2 separate regions of the Homo sapiens genome follow, and region 2 is linked to region 1. Evidence: chromatin loops called from intact Hi-C (ENCODE). Cell type or tissue: OCI-LY7. All regions are shown on one strand. Links, peaks and the distances in the headings refer to the core of each region. The heading gives the core; the rest is flanking DNA. Region 1 overlaps MYO3A (myosin IIIA). Region 2 has its middle 59 kb from the start of MYO3A.

Region 1 (2,804 bases), core at 138-2,637:
GCCGTCAATTGCTATTTGTGTCCATACATTACCTCACCAATAAATGTGATCCTGGTCTTTGAGATACTCGCTTTCTGGGATTCCACTTTTAGTTGATTATCCTAATATGTTATACTTACTTGTCTAGTAATTGGCTACTGTTTTAATAAGGTATTGCTATAGAACACAGTTTCATATCTATGTGAATTTTTTAAATTATCCAAAAATAAATAAGAAAATGATCAAATTAGAACTGATGAAAATATTTAATTGGATTTCACTTTGCTTATATCTACTTCTTACATATTAAACGCTATTGACTTTTCTGTCCTTATTTTAAACTAAGAGATGATCCTAACAGGGATTAAGGTGTTCCCTTTTTTTTAATTGTATTTTAAGTTCAGGGGTAAATGTGCAGTTTGGTTATATAGGTGAAGCTGTGTCATGGAGGTTTGTTGAACAGATTATTTCATCATGCAGGTATTAAGCCCAGTACCCGTTAGTTATGTTTCCTGATCGTCTCCCTCCTCGTACTCTCCACCCTCCAATAAGCTCCAGTGTCTGTTGTAAAGTATTCCCTTTTTTACCATCTATAAAGAGAGAGTTGGACAAGGAAATTAATATATAAGAAGGATTAGTAAGATTGTATAATATTATAATTTGGTAAGTTAGCCTAAGAGTATATAATTGCTTACAAACTACATCAAAAATAATTTTATCTGTTAATTAAAGTTGCCTTAATGGTTTATAAGCAAACTTTTAATAGCTAAATTTCTAGTTACTGCCTCTACATTTTTATAAGTAAATCTGTATTTTTTAGAACTATACTATAAATAAAATGTTCATTAAAACAGATTTTCCTCCATTTACTGTGACTAATGGGAGCATTTATAACATTCATTTTTTGAATGTTATTCTTGTAGTAAAAAGAAAGGCCTACAAGCTCATACGTTTTTGTATGCTACATTGGGAAATTTATTTTTGTTGTGTATTATAGTATTCCCTGATGGATTTGTTGTCTAAAATGGTGGTGGGCCAACCTCATTTTGTCCGTTGCATCAAACCAAATAGTGAGCGTCAGGCAAGAAAATATGACAAAGAGAAAGTTCTGCTACAGCTTCGGTACACAGGAATTCTGGAAACAGCAAGAATTCGAAGACTAGGATTCTCCCATCGGATACTTTTTGCTAACTTTATAAAGCGGTATGTGGATTTCTTTTTCAGTTTCTATTGTGCAGTTTATATAAAAATCATTCAGAAGAATTATAAGAAACATAATATGAAAAAATCTTTAGAGGTCTAGGAGGGAGGCATTTTGTTCATGCAAATGATTATGTGTTGAAAAAAGAAGATAGCTATTAACTGAGGCTGAAAGACTCTGGACAGATGGGTGGTACTATGTGGTATAGGCAGCATGATCCAGAGGCGTGAGCTTCTGTACTGAGGAGTTGGAGAATCTGGGTTCTCGCCCTAGCTCAGCCACTTGCTATGTGACTGTAGGCCTATACCACTGATTCTCAGCTGGGAGAGATTTTGCCCCTCAAAAGACACTTGGCAATGTCTGGAGACATTTCTGGTTGTCACATCCTGTGTGGTGTAGGGGCGTGGGGGGATGCTACTGACCTCTAGTGGGTAGAGGCCTGGGAATGCTGTTAAACAGCCATTCTACAATTTACAGGATGGCCTCCCCACAACAAAGAATTATCCAGCCCCAAATCTCAACAGTGCTGAGGCTGAGAAACCCTGGCCTATAACCCTAACCTCACTTTACTCGCCTACCAAATCTGCTCTAACTACCTGATAGGATCCTTATAATGATCAAATGAGATACTGTCTCTAACGGTGATTTGGAAGATGAAACAATTAGGTTTATGTGTCAATTTAAAAAGCTAACATAAATTTTTTTAAAAGAATCAATTGGTATAAGGAATGTTTTATTTTATTTTTTTTTTTTTTTTGAGACGGAGTCTGGCTCTGTGACCCAGGCTGGAGTGCAGTGGCGCGATCTCAGCTCACTGCAAGCTCTGCTTCCCAGGCTCATGCCATTCTTCTGCCTCAGCCTCCCGACTAGCTGGGAGTACAGGTGCCCACCACCATGCCCAGCTAATTTTTTTTGTATTTTTAGTAGAGATGGGGGTTTCACCGTGTTAGCCAGGATGGTCTCGATCTTCTGACCTTGTGATCCACCCGTCTTGGCCTCCCAAAGTGCTAGGATTACAGGCGTGAGCCACTGCGCCCAGCCAAGGAGTTCCTTTTAATATTTGAGATTAACATAAAATAAATTAAGCTATATACTAAATATATTTTATTGAGTAATACGTTATTAGTAATGTGAAGGTTCAATATCTTATATATTTAATATTTTAAATGCCCATATTTTTTATATTTTTTCAGTTCTATCATTTCTATTGGTCATTAAACATAATGAAATTTCCATTTTTAAAGATGAAGTCTATTAAAATTTTCAGGTGAAACCCAGTATTTGAGGAAGTCCCATTTATAATATTCTTCACCCTTTTTCAAAGTATATAAATTACTATTAAGAACAAAACCGTGTTTTGTGATTGCACATCAAACTTGATTTCTAATTTTCCTCCCCTCCTCCGTAAAACTTTATGCATTTTATTAGCCATTCTTTTACTTGGAGTAACCAAGACTCCTTCTAAATGTGATGAGAATTCTGATTATTTCTGCTAATTTTTTTTTTTTTTTTGAGACGGAGTCTTGCACTGTTGCCCAGGCTGGAGTGCAGTGGCCGGATCTCGGCTCCTGGGTTCACACCATTCTCCTGCCTCAGCCTCCTGAATAGCTAGAACTACAGGCGC
Region 2 (2,804 bases), core at 186-2,685, 280 kb before region 1:
GAGTTTGACGTTGCTGGCAGTGAGCTATGATGGCACACTTCAGCCTGGCAGACAGACCAAGACCCTGTCAAGAAAAAGAAAAAGAGAAGAGAAGAAGAGAGGAGGGAAAGGAAAGGAAAGGAAAGGAAAGGAAGGGAAGGGAAGGGAAGGGAAGGGAAGGGAAGGGAAGGGAAGGGAAGGGAAGGGAAGGGAAGGGAAGGGAAGGGAAGGGAAGGGAAGGGAAGGGAAGGGAAGGGAAGGGAAGGGAAGGGAAGGGAAGGGAAGGGAAGGGAAGGGAAGGGAAGGGAAGGGAAGGGAAGGGAAGGGAAGGGAAGGGGGAAGGGAGGGGAAGGATAGGGAAGGGAAGGGAAGGGAAGGGATGGGAAGGGAAGGGAGAAGGAAGGTGAGTTGGTTCTCACCTATAAGCAAAGAACTAGCTCTTGTCCAGAAGCTTCCTCGAGAACACAACCTAGTGTTCACTGCCCTTCAAATAACTAAACACAGTGTGCAAGGTGGAATGCTTACATATGTCTCTGATGCAGAAGTTTAGCAAAGAGGAAGATACCTATAATTCGACTCTTCCAGAGAGTATTGTTTAGACAAACTGTAGATTATTGTAATGTCATAAACCTATACAAGAGCCTTATAAGAAAAGGCCACAAATGCATTATGATGACATGATTTATGTTATACCTTGTCCTATGAGGAATCCTGGAGAAATTCTTGTCTGACCCTAGAATCAAAAAGACTTGGAATTTTACTGAGCTGTTGTATTTGCTTTTAATTTCATGAACACTCTGAGTCAGATCTGTTCTGGTTTCCTTTTTGACCCTGCCTGGGAACGCTGTAGTGGGCTTTCAGCTGTCCACAAATTTCTGCCTCCTCTCCTTACACATGGAAGACCTGACTTTTCCCCTCTCTTGTGGGTAGAGACATGAGGCAAGTTCTGGCCAATGAGAGTGAGTAGAAATGATGTGATCAGAGCATTTAATTGCTAATGCAAGATTTTTCAAAGCTCTTCCCCTCTGCCATGGTGGCAGGCAGTGTGAGTGACAATGGCTGCTCCATTCGCTTAGAAACCAAAAATAAGCCTGAGATCTGTAACGAAAGAGAAATTAAAGCACTGTTGTCAAAAACTCCTGAGATTTGGGAGCTGTCTTTACCATAGTAGAACCTGGTGCATCCTGATTAATACACAGCTAAATATATCATCGATGGGAGGATGGTCAGTTGTTATTTTACATGTATTTTGATTTAATTTCTTGATCACTTTGCCTCACCCTTGTTATCTTTTCTCATCCAATGCAGCCTAATGTTTTCAATTTTGTCATATTTTATGAGTTCTTGTAAGTCAACTTTGAGAATAGATGGGAAATGATTAAGTTAACTTAACGAATTTATGTGAACCCTGGAGAAACACCTCAGGGTGAGTTGGCTATGCAGGATAAACAGATTTTAAGTACAGCTGCTCTGGAAATTGTTTTCTTAACAGAGAAAATACCTAAGCTTAGGACTAGTAGCTGCATTTCCAGAGGGATGCACTAGAGGGCGCGTGGAGCTTGGTGTGCTCGACAGTCACGGTACCCTTTGGCCTTCTTGGGTACACTGAGAAGAGATATTGTCAAGGGATTATGGCGGGAGTTTTTGTTTGCATGATTTCCTATATTCGAAATTTCAGAAACTGGTATTGATTTACTTTCTTTTTATGCAAAATTGACCCTAAGAAAAATGAGGTTATAAAAATGTTCACTTGTCTGTAACATTATTTTATTATAAAATGTTAGAATTGAAGAGCATCTTAATGGAGGTTTATGGAGTCTTTCTTCACATCAGGAATTATTTTTCAATGCAGAATTCCACCCAAACTTATTCAATGTTCTGCTAATTTTCTGACCTCTTCCCTCAAAATTAACATGTCCTAGCTTCTATTTCCTAGGAGGGGCTTATTAAGTGGCCAGTTTGTTAATCTGGTTATCTAATTTGAAACAAAATGTTAATGGCTAACAATACCTTAGCTATTAACCATACCTACCTGTCCAGATAGAATTGTTTTTAACTGGCTGTAACATCAACATAAAAGGGAACAACATGGGTAAGTGTGGGAGTGGATTCCAGGTGTCAGTTTCATAAGCAACCTCCTGTATGATATTCATCCAAGACAACAGCTTTATTCTCAGGAGAATTACTACTCATATAATAAGTTAAATCTGGTATGATATTCATCCAAGACAACAGCTTTATTCTCAGGAGAATTACTACTCATATGCTAAGTTAAAATGTCATTAAATATTTTATAGAGGAATTTTGTTGTTCGGATTCCCTGTTTGAGGTTAATGCTACTTACTGCTTCTGGAGTTTTGGTAGGTTATAAGCTGTTTCTGTGGTTGTTCAGATCTTTGGTAATAGTAACAGGAATTGGATACAGGGTTGAAATGCATTTGTTAATCTCTAAACATTCTTTTAGTCAATAGCTTTAGCCTCCTTTCTTTTGAGGAAAAGTAAGGATAAATGAAAGAACACAAACTTTGGAGTCAAATAAATCTGGAGTTGGCCGGGTGCGGTGGCTCACGCCTGTAATGCCAGCACTTTGGGAGGCCGAGGTGGGCGGATCACGAGGTCAGGAAATCGAGACGATCCTGGCTAACACGATGAAACCCTGTCTCTAATAAAAATACAGAAAATTAGCTGGGCGTGGTGACGGGTGCCTGTAGCCCCAGCTACTCGAGAGGCTGAGGCAGGAGAATGGCGTGAACCCAGGAGGCGGAGCTTGCAGTGAGCCGAGATCGCGCCACTGCACTCCAGCCTGGGCGACAGAGCGAGACTCC

Evidence for each region. Hi-C counts contacts between places; a loop is a spot of excess contacts. Peaks named below come from ENCODE experiments on the same cell type or tissue, not always from the same donor. Only the 100,000 strongest peaks of a DNase experiment are listed, where the experiment ranks them.
Region 2: a loop joins it to region 1, with 10 times the contacts of the local background. A loop is called at or near these places in 4 of 110 quality-filtered maps.

The regions. Positions count from the first base shown.
Region 1 is chr10:26,156,334-26,159,137 of GRCh38, forward strand. MYO3A (myosin IIIA) reads left to right here. Exons shown (of 35, transcript NM_017433.5): 26 at 977-1,182. Among named protein-coding and RNA genes, the nearest start is that of GAD2, 59 kb to the right of the region's middle. In OCI-LY7, for the core only: CTCF peaks have their summits at 1,590 (motif pointing left) and 1,793; a DNase peak (open chromatin) is centred at 1,578; H3K4me3 peaks cover 383 bases; H3K27ac peaks cover 1,103 bases.
Region 2 is chr10:25,874,234-25,877,037 of GRCh38, forward strand. No RefSeq gene overlaps it. Among named protein-coding and RNA genes, the nearest start is that of MYO3A, 59 kb to the right of the region's middle. RefSeq lists a silencer at 1,432-1,611. In OCI-LY7, for the core only: CTCF peaks have their summits at 1,514 (motif pointing right) and 1,734; a DNase peak (open chromatin) is centred at 1,548.